Linked DNA regions of Homo sapiens: region 1 is linked to region 2. A link is a loop called in an ENCODE intact Hi-C map of the cell type or tissue named here. Cell type or tissue: A673. All regions are shown on one strand.

Region 1 (8,000 bases), 79 kb after region 2:
GTTTTAATTTCTTGTGGGTATATACCTAGGAGTGGGATTGCTGGGCTAAATGGTAACTCTGTGTTTAGACTTTGGAGGAATTACCAGACTGTTTTCCACAGCAGCTGCACCATTTTACATTCCCAGCAGCAGTGAATGAGGGTTCCAGGTTTTATTTTTATCTGTCATTTTTATTATAGCTATCCTGGAGGATGCTCTCATTGTAATTTTTGATTTGCATTTCCCTGATGGCTAATGATGTTGAGCATCTTTTCATGTATTCATTATTTCTATATCTTCTTTAGAGAAATGCCTATTCAAGTCATTTGCCTATTTTTAAATTGTGTTATTTGATTTTTATTATTGACTTTTAAGAGTTCTAGATACTAATTTGATATCCGATTTGCAAGTATCTTCTCCACTCATGTGTTTTTGTTTTGTTTTGTTTTGTTTTTTTGCAATGCAATCTTGATATTCCTCTTTCAATCTGGGCTATGTACCATTTGAAAAAAAAAAAGGTAGCCATATTTTCTGAGTAACTTCTGATACTGAATCATAAGAGATCTTCAAAGGCTGGGTGCAGTGGCTCACGTCTGTAATCCTGGCACCTTAGAAGGCCAAGGCAGGTAGATTACTTGAGGTCAGGAGTTCGAGACCAGCCTGGCCAACATGGCGAAACCCTGTCTCTACTAAAAATACAAAAACTAGCCGGGCATGGTGGTGCATGCCTGTAGTCCCAGCTACTTGGGAGGCTGAGGCAGGAGAATCGCTTGAGCCTGGGAGGAGGAGTTTGCAGTGAGCTGAGATCACGCCTCTGCATGCCAGCCTGGGCAACAGAGTGTGAGACTCTGTCTCAAAAAACAAACAAATTGTAGATTCCACCTTCAAATTTTCAAACTTTTTCAAACATAACTACCATGCTGTGAGAAAGTCCAAACAGCCATATGCAGAGGTCCACATGAAGGAGAAGCAAGGTTCCTGGCCCACGGCTGCAGCTGAGCTTCCAGCCAAAGCCAGCATTAACTGCCAGCCATAGGAGTGAGGCCATTTTGGACCTTCCAGATATTCCAGCACCCCAAACAATGCCATGTGCCACACAAGCCCCACACAGATGAGTCCTGCCCAAATTTCTGACTTGGAATCCTGAGAAAATAAAGTGGTTTTGTTGTGAGTCACTAAGTTTTGAGGTAGTTTCACAAAGGTAAGTAACTGAAACACTGGACAAGCGACAGTGTCTAGTTCAGAAATAAAAGGTTACACTTACTGAAGAAACTTATTAAGAAGAAGACGATGTTCCTTGGTGTTGTTATTGAGATAGTAAGCATTGAATATTTTGGATATTAGAGGGTTTTTCAGGCATTCAGGAAGTAGTGACCTCTCAACTGCTGGATCACTTCTAATTTAAACCAAATATCGTGAGTTTTGACACACATACAAAACACGAGCGTCTATCTCCAAAACATTCAGGATGTAGTTTGTAGAGCTGTAGCCATGCCCAGAAACCCAGTTCTCGGCGAAGTAGTCAATATTGAGAATCAGAGGCTTCCTCTAATTCATTCCTGTGCTTTGTAAATAAAAGAGGACATGTTGAGAATCAGAAAGTTCCTCTAGAATTTCAGTTCTTCTAGTAGTTTGCCACTCAGGCACAAGCCATTTCATCTCCTTAGAACTCATTTTCCTCCCAAGCTCTACAGAGACTCATAGGATATGTGGAGGTGCTTCAGCTATAACCATAGTGGGGAAAAGGGGGTGGAACAGAAGGACAAGGTCAGTGAGTGGGCCTCCTCATCACCGTACCTTCAGCCAAAGCAGCTCTGCTTCTTAGATATAGCTCATGGGTAAGGAGGGTAATTATTTTGAACTATTATTATTTTGAAGGAATAGAGAGATGGATAGGTGGATGGATGAAGAGAAGGAGGAAGAGTAATTTTCTGTGCAGGACTATTTAGTGGTATCCTTTCAATGCAAAAAAAATAAAATAGAGAATGGCAGGTTGAGATCTATGAAAGATGTGCTTTTCTTCTTTCTCTAGTGGAAAACATGGGATGTGTCTTTGGTTTGTTATGTTTAAGAGATATTTATCTCCAGAGAATTTATTAAAGAGCAAAAGGAGAATAAATCTGAGTCCAGGTTTAAAAAGAACTTTTGAGGCATGTGGCTGTTAATCACTGAGATGGTTTATGGATAATAAACATTGTGTTTTTTCACCTCCTTAAAGACTATAAAGAAATATTAAATTACTTATACATCTTTGCACAATAGTTTAGGTGACACCTGCCTGTAGGTTATCTGCAGAGGGTCTTTCCCACTTCTAATTTATCAAAACATCTCTGCAAATCATATGCAGTTGGACAAACTCTTCACTAACATTGTCCTTGCATTCAGTGCCCACCTGGATAGTCATGCATTTATTTCAAAAGCATTAATTACATTGAACATGTTGTCCTCCTTCACCAAGCAAAACATGAAAAAAGAAGGTGTCCTTTCATTCTGAATTAATTATGACATTCATTCAAAAACAATGACTGTAATTACATTTGGCATTTTGGGTCCTATCACAGAAAACAGCCAGCTTAAACAACAAACAATTTTGCATTTTTGATCTAGGAGCAAAGTGCTGCACGCCTCAGTTCCACAATATTGGAGACAAAATCCTCCCACTCATGGGCACAAGCCCAGCAGCAGTAATAAGCATGGCACACCAGCAGGGAGAAAAGTAACACTTGGTATTTTCTATCTTCAGAGTGTCTCACATGCCTCCTTTAATTTTGTTCCTCTGTTTTTTTTTAATCATAAAGGAAAGATAAGACCATATTATCCTCTTTATCATTAGTCTTTCTGTTGAAACTAACATCACCAATCATCTGTGATGCCTATTTGTGAAGCAAACACCAGCCTCTTTTTCTCATTGGCTGCCCTCCACCTCCAAATTGCAAACAACTGGCAGTCACTAAGAGGTCAATGGCCACTTAAACTTGGAACTTCAAGGAGAAATTTTTACGAATTTTTTAACTCTTCCTTGGGGTCTTTTATGCACTGAATATGACCCTATCAACCAAATACAATGAAGGATTACCCACACAAAGATGGTAGTGTTTAAATTGTTCACATAGTACTCACATCATGAAACTTCTTCAAAGTTTCCAAAACAACACCCCTGCTAGCCAGCTGTCATCTTTCCTCCCATGGCTCTGCCAGAGCCAATTTGCCTGACAGGCCCTAATAAGTTCCACTGTCACCCTTGGCATATATTCAGTAAGAATAAACAACACAAAGTACTGTAGCCATTTCTTTCATATAAATAAGACAATGATATTATGAGAAAAACATCACTGAGCCCATGTAATTTTTTCACTTTAATCAAAGTATGTACTGGCTCCAGGGCCTAATATTTTAGACATGAGTGCCTGCTTCCTTACAAGATTGCCTTCCAGAGAGTGTGCTATGTGTGACTCATTATCAGCCCCAAAGACACTCCATGGCAGGGCTGTGAGCATCAAATTTCCTGCCTCTAGAGTCCAGCTGTTCACAGCTACAAATGTAAATATCAGAGGCAGAAAGTTTAAAACTTTCTGTATTTTTAGTTTTTCAAATAGGAATCTACAAATAAACCAAATTCCTCTGGTTTGCATTTAAGCACTTTAGCATAATTACCTCCACTCCATGCTTCATTTTTATGGCCCTCTTTATAGCAACCTGGAGTCTCCAATCCAGTGTAGAAATCCATGCAGTTTGGGGTATTTGACATATGGATGCTGGACATTGTGAGGACACAAAGGGATTTTAGATATTATGAAGAACTGGGATGACTTAGTTGGGAACATCCAGAAACCAAATTACTTAATGATGGAGCACCCTTTCTGCTGCTTTTGTAACCAAATTATAGGGTGTGGGTTGTTATGGTGATAGAACCTCTGCAGGAGGAAGTAGAAGATGTTGTAATGTTGGACAGATTTAGGGTGAGCAGGCTTATCCACAACATATTTGTGGAAGTTTTCTTCTTTGAATCAATTTAGACAAGGGTCTACTATATTTCCATGTGCTGCTGCTGTGCATCTTGAAGTCAACATCACTTGTTATTATTTTTCTCAATTGATGAATACAAAATGATATAATACAACACAATGTTTTGATATATATAGACCTTGTGGAGTGGCTAAATAAAGCTAATTAACATATCCATTACTTCTCTTACCATTTTTTTGTGGTGAGAACACTTTAAATTTTTCTTAGCAATTTTTAAGTATATAATACGTTATTATTAACTATAGCCCACATGTTTTACAGTAGATCTCTTGACCTTATTCCTCCTATCTAACCGAAATTTTATCTCCTTTGAGCAACATCTCTCCAGTTCCCACCCCCGGGCCCTGGTAACCACCATTCTATTCCCTGCTTCTATTAATTTGACTTTTCTAGATTCCACATATAATTACAATCATGCGGTATTTGACTTTCTGTGCCTGGCTTATTTCACTTAATACAGTGTCCTCCAGGTTCATTCATGTTGTTGCAAAAGGCAGAATTTCCTTCTTTTTTAAGGCTGAACAGCATTTCATTGTGTTTATATACCACATATTCTTTCTTCATTCATCCATTAATGGATGCTTAGGTTGATTCTATACCTTGGCTATTGACATTACCTGTTGTTCTTTGAAACAAACTGATCTTTCCTTTTTCTCTGTTACTTCAATTCTAACAGGCTTTGACAGTTATAGGAGAGAGTCTTCTCCAAGAAAGGTATGCAATTTCTAATTGATTATTAGTTTCAATGCATCTTTGTGTCATCCCAACAGCCCCAAAGGATTCTTACTCAGAAGTTAAAATTAGATTTCCTACTCAGCTGTTCTTACAAAACAAGGACCCTTTTAGCTTTGCTCAGCCCTCGTGAAGATACCATCCCTGTCATTATTTGTACTGAATGAGTCTCTGTATAACAAATTAGTAGAGGTTCAGCACCGGGGACAGTTCCTTGCACACTGTAGCTGCTGTGTGCTGAGAATTTGAGATTAAAACTCTGAACTTCTAAAACTTGACCTCTGATCAAACTGCCAGGCTAGACCTTCCCCAATGCAAAATCCAAATAAAGCACATCTGCCTCATTATGTGGTATTGTAGGTAGAAAACTATTGAAAAATCTAACATTCTCACCCTGCAGTTGACAGTTGCTCTTGCAATAAAGCAAATCAGAAAATATCTGTAAATATGAATTATCTGAACCAGATCTCTATAATCATTAAATGTGATAAATGTATGGCTCTTTTCATGTTGGAGCATCAGGGCTTATAGGGTCTTGGATGCCTTGGATGGAAGGACTTGGGAAGCAGGCAGAGAGGAGCACAAGTCTGAGGTATGTGGCAATGACAGCTGTTCTCATGTCCACTGAAAATCAGATACACATGGCCCATTCCTGCTCTACATCAGTGCTGATAATTCTGCATGGATATGGAATTTAATTAGAGGTAATTTTGTATTAGGAACATTACCAAGCAAGCCTTGAATAGAATGGTATTTAATTGCTGCAGCTACTACCCTAGGCTAAGCTTTCCCTACGTCACTGCCATATTCAGCTAAGATAGCACAACAGAAATCAAAATACAGCACTGCCCTGACATACATAATCCTCAGATACTGGCAAATAAAGTTGTAGAACTCGCCAAGCAACAGAAGTCAAATGCTCAGTGATTTTTTTTATCTGATGATGTACTAAGAATCTTTCTATATTTACAAAGTATCTCTTGTGTAGATATCAGTGATGACATAGATAATATTTAGTTTGAGTCTATGTTGTTGGAATACTAAATTTGGGTGACAAATCTTCCCTTGTTGTCCTATCAGGTAAAATTTTCAAGTAGATTTTGCATGTGCAGAATGGCTGGATTATTTGCAACCAGTAGCATTCATATTACTGGGATTCCCTAGAGCTAAATTTAAGCTTTTTCTGTTAAAAATAAGTGTACCATTTTCATAGAACTTTTCTATATAATTTTAACTAACGTTTGGTTCCTTTTTCAAAGAAATTAAGAACTGACTCCGATTCTCCTCTCATTGAGTGCCTTTGGACATTTAGGCTATAATTTTTGGAGGCCACATTGTAAATGGTAATGTGTTCTGATATTAGATATGAAACAGGCTTCTCAAACCCAAGAAATGAATGATTTGCCTCAGCACTGGTCCTATCAAACATTAACTTAAAATGCCTTGGAAAAATTATTTGCCTAAATGTCTGAAAATATTGCTAAAAAAATACCATGTTGCTTTCTGTTCAAATCAATTTTGTTTGGATATTATTCCTTTTGTATAACTACAATATGACTATTTAAGAAACCAAAAATATCTTATGTGTGTTACCAGCTGATGATTAAATAAGTCCTGTTGTTCTTTATAGTGTCAGGGTTCTCCCACATTTCTTCTGATGTATGAGACCTCTCTCACTCACTGTCCCTTGTATTCACAGAAGGATGCTGCTGACATCACGGGTGTTCATATTCTTTAGCATGGGGATAAAGATGGACGGGGGATCAGCAGCTCATTGCATCTATGCATACCTTCTGGAAAGTTGGCTACTAGATTGGCCACTGTTCATGATTCTGTTACTTTACTCTCCAGAATTTGTGGTCCCACAGTTCAAAATTATTTACTTTGTTTCTGAGGGCTACAAGCCAGTGTTGATCACCTTGCAGTATTTATAGAGTAGGTAGCAGCACCTTCTATCTTCCTCAAGAAGTCCACATTTCTCTTGATGCCCTTTTCACCCGGAAATGGAAGCTGGTTAGCAGGCCTTCTGTTATCTGTCATTTGTTTCCAACCCTGCAGAGCTAATGCTACACCAAGCCTGGCTTCAGTGCAGATAGAGTGTCTGTGTTCCAGCTCACTGCTCATGATGCAGACTTGCCAACTGATGCATACAAAGTGTTGAGAAAACTATTTAAGATTCTACTTACAGTAACTGGCCAGTGTGTGTGTCAGTCATATTGGCCCTTAAACATGGCCCTGGGCTGTAACCTTTAGCTGACTCTTCAGCTTGACACAATGTTGCAGCCACATTGGATGGGATTCACTTCTGACCACCATACTACCCTTAAGTGTGAAATGCACCAACCATGTGCATTTTTTAATGTTATATATGCCTCAAGGGTATGGATAATTTCTTTGTGCACTTTTCTTCTGCAGCAGATGTCAGCACATCATTTGTCAAAAATCACTGACAAAGAGCTAAAAGTTCCAGCTGTCCCTAGTCATTCAGTTAGCTCCAATAAGCAAGAAGCCTCTGATAAGCATAGTACCAGGTCCCTCAAGAAAGAAATATAGGAGAAATAAAAGAGAAAGTCCTTGCTTTTGAGGAGTTTGTGACTTAATGGCAGGGAGGAGTCTCAACAGTCTTATTGAAGAGATTTCAAGTATTTAAAATGTATATTTTATATTGCATGTGTGCACTAAGATCATAGAAGTGCTGGGGGCACATACAGGACAAATGAACAAATAGTGTGTGAGAAGGTCTAGAGAGATTTTTCAAAGAACTTGAATGGTGAGCTGGGTTTATAAGGAGTTAGGACTGGTTTACAGAAGGAAATAAACATGGAATTAAGAGGTAATTGCATAGGAAAAAATGAATGGGTGGATGTGAGAATATAGGTCACCTTGTGCAGGGTAGCGTGCAGATTTGGCTGGAATAAAAAGTACTGACAAGAAAAAAAATATGAAAAGTGGGATTTCTGAAATGGTGAAGCTGCATAGAGACCATTGACAGGAGGCCTGAAATACCAGGCACAGGAGTTGGATTTAATAACTTAGCACCATGTGATCCAAGGCAGGAGACAGCTCCATTGTTTTGTTTTGCATTTTTTAGGTATTGAGATATTTACTTACCTGATCTTTACAAGCTGGAACCAGTTCTCTCTCATGGCCCTTGTATATCAGTCAAGGTCCAATTATAGCAGAAAAACACACAGTAGCTTGACCAGGGAAGGTTGGATATAAATAATTATTATTTATAAGAGGACACTGGAGCAACAGATTAG
Region 2 (8,000 bases):
TTCATTCAACTCATAAAAGTGAATGCCTGATTTTAATTATTCTAACTAACCTAGGTGCTATTCAGAGTAAATGGAATTCAGTATAATATATTCCAAATGCTTATCGTCATAAAACCTCACTAATAACTGGATTTTCAGTCCCTTTCAGTAATTATTCCAATGAATTTTAAGATTCCATTTTTAGTAAATGAAAATAACTCCAATAGTACACTCATATTCATAGGTTTTGGGGGAAAATCTGTATGGCCCCATAGCCATCTCAGGATATAAGCTAACCACTAGCACAAGACACTTTGTGTAACAAGTGGTGATTAGGCAAACACCCACATGATTATAATTTGCCTTCACAAAGACAAAAATTTGAAACATTATGGGGTTAGATGCAGTTTCATGAGACATCTGTTGTCCTCTCCCTTAGAAATGTAACATTTTCTTCTCCAGTTAATCCCAAACCTTGAAGTCATTTCTCTTTCAGTTCTTTCTAGGGCAACCAGGACTTTTCATTGAGCAGTGGTGGTGAGTGTAGCTCAGCATCAGCAAAGAGATCTCTTCCCTAAGATAGAAAGAGTCCATCCCATAGGTCAGTTCCTCTCCACTCAGCCCTTCATAGTGCATCTCTATATATCTGCAAAGATGATTTTTTTAAGAAAATGGGTGTATTTTTATATGGTAAGTAGAAAATGATTTGGGGGAAAAGGGGAATGTACAATTGTAGAATTCTTCAAAATCACAAGTCCTTTTCCTGCCCCTCACTAGAAATTGAGCTGTTACAAAGCTGACCCCGGAGAAACAAAGAAGTTATCTTTTAGCCTTTTGGAAAAGTATCTGGCTTAATTAAGAACAATGTCATTTGAGTCTCAAATTTAGGATTTTTGGATTAGGTGCATTAGATAAAACCTGACAGTTTTTTCGTAAGGATTTATGCCAAAATGGGTACTTGCACATCTCGTCTTGAATTCAAAGCTTTGTGTCTTTTCCCCTCCTAATATGCTCTCAGATCATTTTTGCCTTTGAATGTTGTCCAATTACTTATTTGGTTTGATTAGGGCCAACTGACTAACAAGAAAATCATTCCCACTTACATTATTCCTATAAAATACATGCTTCTCCACAATCACTACCTTAGTATCCTCATATTTCTCTAGCTTTGTTATATATCACTGAAGACAGGAAGGCCAAATTATCAAATAGACCTCACCATATGGCATCAGCCCAGCACAGCTTCCTGGTTGTTTCACCTCTGAATAGGCTATTCTGGACCTTCTCTCTAATGTCCACCCCTGCCAATTTCCATCTCCCAGAATCATTCCCAGGTTCCTGCACTCGTCTAGTGCTGGCCTTCAGGAAATATCCAAATTTATTACCAGGCAGATTTTCTGCATCTTTGCCCTGTTTGCTTGAATTACAGTATAAAGAAGGGCTCTGATACCACAGGGCAGTGTGAAGAAGGGCTCTGATCCTCAGAGGACAGTATGAAGAAGGGCTTTGATCCCTATGGGCTTTCCTCCAGGTGAGTTTGTTCTGATTGGCTCCAGTAGAGCACTGTGCGATCTATCACCTCCTCTTCAATTGCTATGTGCAACCCCTTGAGATGCTCCTGTGCAGAAGGTGAGAGCAGGAACGTAGTCTAGCCATTTTCATCCTTCAAACCACCAATTCCTTTCTACCATCCTTCAAAGGCTCCCATAATTGGAGCTCACTGCTTTAGCAAATCTATTTGAAAAGTTGAAGAGCAAAAAAACTGCTCTATCAGTCTTCATGGGTCAGCATCCTGCCTCCACCAAGCCTGCTTTCCAGATGGAGCATTGCACAATAGTCAAGCATCTCTCTCTTCTGCAAGGTATAGAGATGCATTTTCCCTTTCTATCTCTGCTTTTGTGAATATGTCCAGACACTAAAATTTAAAGAATTGTTGGCTGCCTATGAGCTTACTGTGAACTAAAGATCTTACAAATAATAGTTGCCAAAAAAAATGGAGGAAATTCTGGCCTGGTATCAGCAAACTAAATTTTTGTCTCAGAATCTAGTTCTGAGCTATTGAGCCATGCTGATGTAATGACATAAATAGTTTAACTAACTTTCTGACAAGACTGTATTTAGAGGATCTTTAATAGATGTATGCTGTTTGCATCCTGACTTTGAAAGAAATATCCCAGGGAAACAACCATAGAATTTGATTTAATACCTCACTTGTAGTTTGTATTTAATTGTAAATTCTAGTGGAAATACATGAATCCATAGCAATATATTTAATCTAGCACCTTCAGATCAGTTAAACTAATTTATCTTTAAAATTCCCTTGATACATAGCCAAGACTCCTTGCCAACTATTTATTAACCACACATTGTGTAGTGAAGGTTCATAAAGCACTAGATAACAAATGTAACTTTGTGGAGGGAAAAGACAAAAAGACACTCAAAAGAAAGTCAGATAATGAAACTAATACTTGGGATGAAAACTGCTCTCTTAAGGAAGGAGTCCCTCATTGTAATGTGAGTGACAGTGTTTAATTCATTGTAGTACAAATTGTTACTATTGCTAATGTTCTTAATATAGCACATTAAATTAAAGAGTCACTGTAGCTGTACAAAATCATATAGAGAGCTCACCACTTTCAATTAATTCGGGGATCCTCCCAAGGCTGCATAACTGAGCTGGGAGAGTTCTTCCTTTGTCACTGGAGACCTGGGTTGAAATCCTGGAGACCTGGGTTCAAATGGCTTGCTGTGAGAAAGTTACATGACCTTGAACATTACTCTGAGCCAGTTTTCTCTTCTGTAAAATGAGAATAATCATCTAAGCCTGTTAATGGGATTTAGGAGAAAATGTAAGGTTTCTAGCACAAATGTTAACAAGCTCTTAAGAAATAGTAGCTCAAGGCCGGGCGCGGTGGCTCACGCCTGTAATCCCAGCACTTTGGGAGGCCGAGGCGGGTGGATCATGAGGTCAGGAGATCGAGACCATCCTGGCTAACAAGGTGAAACCCCGTCTCTACTAAAAATACAAAAAATTAGCCGGGCGCGGTGGCGGGCGCCTGTAGTCCCAGCTACTCGGGAGGCTGAGGCAGGAGAATGGCGTGAACCCGGGAAGCGGAGCTTGCAGTGAGCCGAGATTGCGCCACTGCAGTCCGCAGTCCGGCCTGGGCGACAGAGCGAGACTCCGTCTCAAAAAAAAAAAAAAAAAAAAAAAAAAAAGAAATAGTAGCTCAAAATATGTATAATCAACAATAATTAATCATCCTACTTCTAAGTGGAATTAATGTATTCATCTGTCAGTGTAGATAGTTGCATTGGTTACTTCAAAACACTCGAGGGGTAGAGGGTAGTTCTTTTTCAGTAGAGCAGTATATTCCAGGGGTTGAAATCTGGGCTTGGGACCACGAGAATTATAGAGTATGAGTAATCAATAGTGATGTAGTCCAGGGTGATCCTTGAGGTTGCAGTCAATTAATATAAAAGCAGTTTTAATATAAAACTTTAATATAAAAGCAGCTTTCGTGCATGTGTATCCTATATAAGTCATGGTTGCTGATGATGGCAGAGGCAGACTGGGTTCTCCAGCTGTCCAGAGAGCCATGTTTCTGTACCCTATTCTCAGGTTTAGAAAACTTCCAGACAGCACATGAGCCCACCACTTCATGGCCCTTTCTCATAGCAAAAGGCATGAAAAATAGGAGAATGAAATAGAGATGTATGCTCTTCCAAGTTTTAGGGACCAGACAAGCTTTCAGAAGGAATATTTTGGCCATTCCCACCTCAGTTTTCGTTTACATCAAATGTGTCTAGTGAAAGGTAATATGATGACCAGCTATAGTTTCAAATTTTTAGAAAATAAAAATCTTTTCATTTGATCTCACAGTAAATATCATCAAGTACAAGTTAGATCTCACCTATTCTAAGTCTGGGAGGAAGTGGTACAATAGAACATGATTTTTCCAACATGCATCTAGGCAAATATGACAATATGCACAATTAATTAATACTTAAAGATTAAAAGCTGGATACATTTTTAAAGTGTTATCTTATCCTGATCAATATTTTTGTCTTATGTTTAAACAAAATATGAAGCAAAATGTCTGAAACCAAAATTCTTTAACCATGAAATTTTCTTTCAGATAATGAATGCAGTTTTCCTCTCTGTCTTGATTTCTTGTTTTATTTTAAACATGTGTTCTCCAGTTGCATGTGTGTACACAAGCACATAAATAGTTCTGTGTTCAATAAAATGAAAGTAAGAGAAAAAAAGTAACAAATGGAGAGTTTGAGTAAACAGCAATCCATATACATCCTAAATTGATTTTTAAAATTGGGGATTTTAAAAATTAAATGGGATAAAGTTACAGTATTTCTTACACATTCTAGATGATTTACAAAGTTTATTTGCCATCAAGTTCCACGTCTTGCAAGGAAATTAACTGGATTTCTAGCCAACAATCTGATTGGAAGATTCTTGGGATATACTTTATCCCCTTAAAATAGAGTATTATATAAACAAATACGAAATAAAGATGGAACGAAATAAAGAACTTTTTGCTGGAGAAAAATACGTTCTCTAAATACACCACTAAGAATCCCTGTCAAGGAGGGCTATAGCTTGGCCAACCCTGGATTTGTTAGCCAGCCCAGGTGAGTGTCAGGAATGAGGTACTTACCTCCCCTTTCTGTATCTTTCTATGAAAGAGACACAAAACAATGGTCCTCAATAAGTCAGAGCACAAGTACTAACAGCCAACTATGAACCAGCCTAGGGAGGATTTGAGGCAACTGCCATTGTTTCTGCCTCAAGGACCCTTCAGCCTGGCTCCCTGCACAAAACAACAGGACCACAGCTTGGTACATGTGTTTTAAATGTGTTTTGATTGAAATGTGTAGCCTCTAAGGGATTCTTTGGGCAGAATTTCAGTCAGGAAATATGTGGGAGAAATGGACATTACTTCAACTCTGAAGAATCCAGTAATTGGACTTGTGGAGAAAAGGGACCTCTACAGGTTGAGATAGGAATTTATAAAACTTGAACAGGAAGTAATGAAGGAACCTGGTACGCTGGTGGAGAAAGGAGTAAATAGCAAATATGACTTTAAAAGTAATGGGAAAGTCCACACTCCGTGCAGTAACCAGGAGGGCTGCTGAAGATTCCAGACCAGGATAGAGGCTAAGAGACTAACTTCTCTCTTCTCTCTCCATATGCACACATACATATATATATGTTCTCACGACAATCTGAGAATATATATATATATATATCAGTGTTACGCACATGGTAAATATTATTGATTAGGACAAATAATCATAATTCATTGAAATAGGGCTAAAGGAATCAGTAGCCTATTATTTTTTTGAGCTATGCTCCTTTTGGCACATGCCCTTAACCCAACACACACACACACACACACACACACACACACACACACACACTTATGTATACACTGCATTATAATTTGCTATGCACTTCCTCTACCCAAATATGTGTTGGAGTGGTAGGGACCCACAAGGGACATTTCTGTCAAGATTTTGCTTTTATAATTGGCAGATAACAAGGAGGAAGACATGAGATAAGAGAACAAAAATTATAACAACTTTGAGTAACCTTCTGAAGATATCTATTACGTGGTGAGGAACGTTTTGCTTAACATCTGTGTTCCTATATCTATCTGGGGACCTTGCTTATTTATAATTCAACTTATTATGTTGAGTGGGCACTGGGGATACATTGATGAGGGACAGAGCCCCTGTGCTCCTGAAGCTTGCAGAAGGAGGACAGAGATGTTAACCAATAAATATGATATGCTAGCTGTAATATCATAGAACTGTAAAAGGTACAGCAGAGGCCAAAGGGAAGGGGCAATTGTATTAGTCAGGGCTCTCTAGAGGAACAGAGCCAATAGGATGTGTGTACAGAGGGAGATTGATTTATTTTAAGGAATTGGCTCACACAGTTACGGAGGCTGAAAAATCCAAATCTGCAGGACGAGCCAGCAGACAAGAGACCTAGAAAAGAGTCCGTTTTGCAGATTGAACCTAAAAGTGGCCTACTGCAGAAACCCTTTTTGCTTGGAGAAGGTCAGTCTTTGTTCTACTAAGGCTTCCAAAAAATTGGATGATGCTCACCCACATTAGGAATTTGCTTTACTCAAAGTCCACCAATTTAAATAATAATCTCATCCAAAAAACACCATCACAGAAACATCCAGAATAATGCCTGACCAAATACCTGGGCACCATGGCCCAACTAGGTAGACACATAAAGTTAACCATCACAGCAGTCATTTTTGTTCTGGGGAGAAGAATAGAGAGTGGGATGGGGCTGTCAGGCGGTGGGATGATTGGAGGAAATGACAGTTCCAGGGCAAGGAGGAGACCACAGGCAATGTGGGAAAGGACACTCTGTCCAAAGGCAACCATTACATCATGAGTCATCTGAAAAGCCACAGAATACATGAGAGGAAAAAGGTGGAAGAGAAGCTGGAAATGTAATAATCGGCCAGAAAATGAAGAGCCTTGATTGCACCACAAAGGGGTTTTGGACTTTCTCCCAAAAGCCATGATGAGTCACTGGAGTTTTCAGCAGCAGAGTATCCCAGTCAATTGCGCATGTTAGGAAGGTCACCCTGACCTCTGTTCTTCCCAAACAGCATAAGATTACCAGCTCCATTGAAACCTATGAAAATGATTTGCATTTCTTAGAGAAAATATAGACTAGGGGAACATAACATCATTTTTATGATTTTAAACAGTGAGAAATTATTCTAGATTTTCCTTTAAAGTTATTTGTATAAGAAGTTATAGTTGTCCTTGATACTTCTTTTTTTCAGCCACACACTTCATAAAGAATGAAATCCCTTCAAACAATCTTCTTATCTTCCAAACAGTATGAAAGCCTCCCAAAATTTTCCAGAGCTCTCCTTGCTCTCTCTCACCAGGTTATATTTAGCTCAGCTATAGACCTTGACCTTTTCAATAGACTGCAAGACACAATGCGCTAATCAGAACATTTCTTAATAGACTTCAATGAGGTTCATGGCCCCAAACTCATCCTTGTGTACACACACACACACACACACACACTTCATGTTTGCGAGCATTTTATAAAAAAACAACTATTAAGTTGATTCAGGGGAAGATATTTTATCATTCTGCTAACAAAATGGGCTTTAAATAGGCTTTATTTCTTTGAGCTTAGGGAAAAGAATAGATTTGCATTTCTTCCTTTCTTAGGAAATTTTTCTGTTTGAATAATGTTGGCATATTTCCATTTGCTGTAAATCTTACCTTGAATAGCTCTCCGTGGGTTCTCTTTCTCTAGTATGGCTTGGTTTGCAGGCAGGATCTGTATGCAAAGACTGACATGCAGAGGTGTGGAGTGCAGTGTTCTTCTTAGGAACATGAACTCTTCCCTTTTTTTCTGCCCTTCCACCCCTCCCTTGGCTGCCTCTGCTTCTGTGGACTGACTTTGAGGTCTCTATCATGTTATCAAGGTATTTTGAACACAGAATAATTTATTCACAAATGCCTTCACTATATTATTTATTATAGTATTAATAGTAATAATAGTTACAGTGCCAGTGACAGAGTGGAAAACCAGGCATGTTCTCCTGGCCCTTGGCAACAACCACTCAAAAAGATTAGCCTAAATTTGGCCATCCTACTTAAATTAAAGATATTGGTGATTCTTAGAAATAAGAATAGAAGAAAACTAAATAATTATGGAAATGCTGGATAGTTCTCCCAGGGAGAAGCAGGAGAACGGAGGGAAAGACACCATTTGAAGCACAATCTACAAGAGGAGATCCTTATTTTTCAGCAACTTGGACATCTGGTCATTTACTTGTTTCATGGTGTGCTCTGCTTATCAGCCATCCTCTTCTCTCTAAAACTTTCAGTGTTGCGGCCTACTACCTCCAGCCTGCTTCTGTGGAGGACTACCTCAAACCTTGTTGGCCCTTGTTCAGAGAAGTGGCCTGGCTGGGTTCGATTTCATACTTATAGCTACATGCCTTGGG

Evidence for each region. Hi-C counts contacts between places; a loop is a spot of excess contacts. Peaks named below come from ENCODE experiments on the same cell type or tissue, not always from the same donor. Only the 100,000 strongest peaks of a DNase experiment are listed, where the experiment ranks them.
Region 1: it touches region 2 in a loop (2.0-fold over the local background); 3 of 110 quality-filtered maps call a loop at or near these places.

Annotation. Positions count from the first base shown.
Region 1 is chr7:104,622,798-104,630,797 of GRCh38, forward strand. All of the region lies in intron 1 of LHFPL3 (LHFPL tetraspan subfamily member 3), which reads left to right. Among named protein-coding and RNA genes, the nearest start is that of LHFPL3-AS1, 180 kb to the right of the region's middle. In A673, no CTCF peak of the experiment used is centred here; a DNase peak (open chromatin) is centred at 4,934; H3K27me3 peaks cover 269 bases.
Region 2 is chr7:104,544,076-104,552,075 of GRCh38, forward strand. The region is part of intron 1 of LHFPL3 (LHFPL tetraspan subfamily member 3); the gene reads left to right. Among named protein-coding and RNA genes, the nearest start is that of LHFPL3, 220 kb to the left of the region's middle. RefSeq lists an enhancer at 6,051-7,250. In A673, a CTCF peak has its summit at 4,995; no DNase peak of the experiment used is centred here.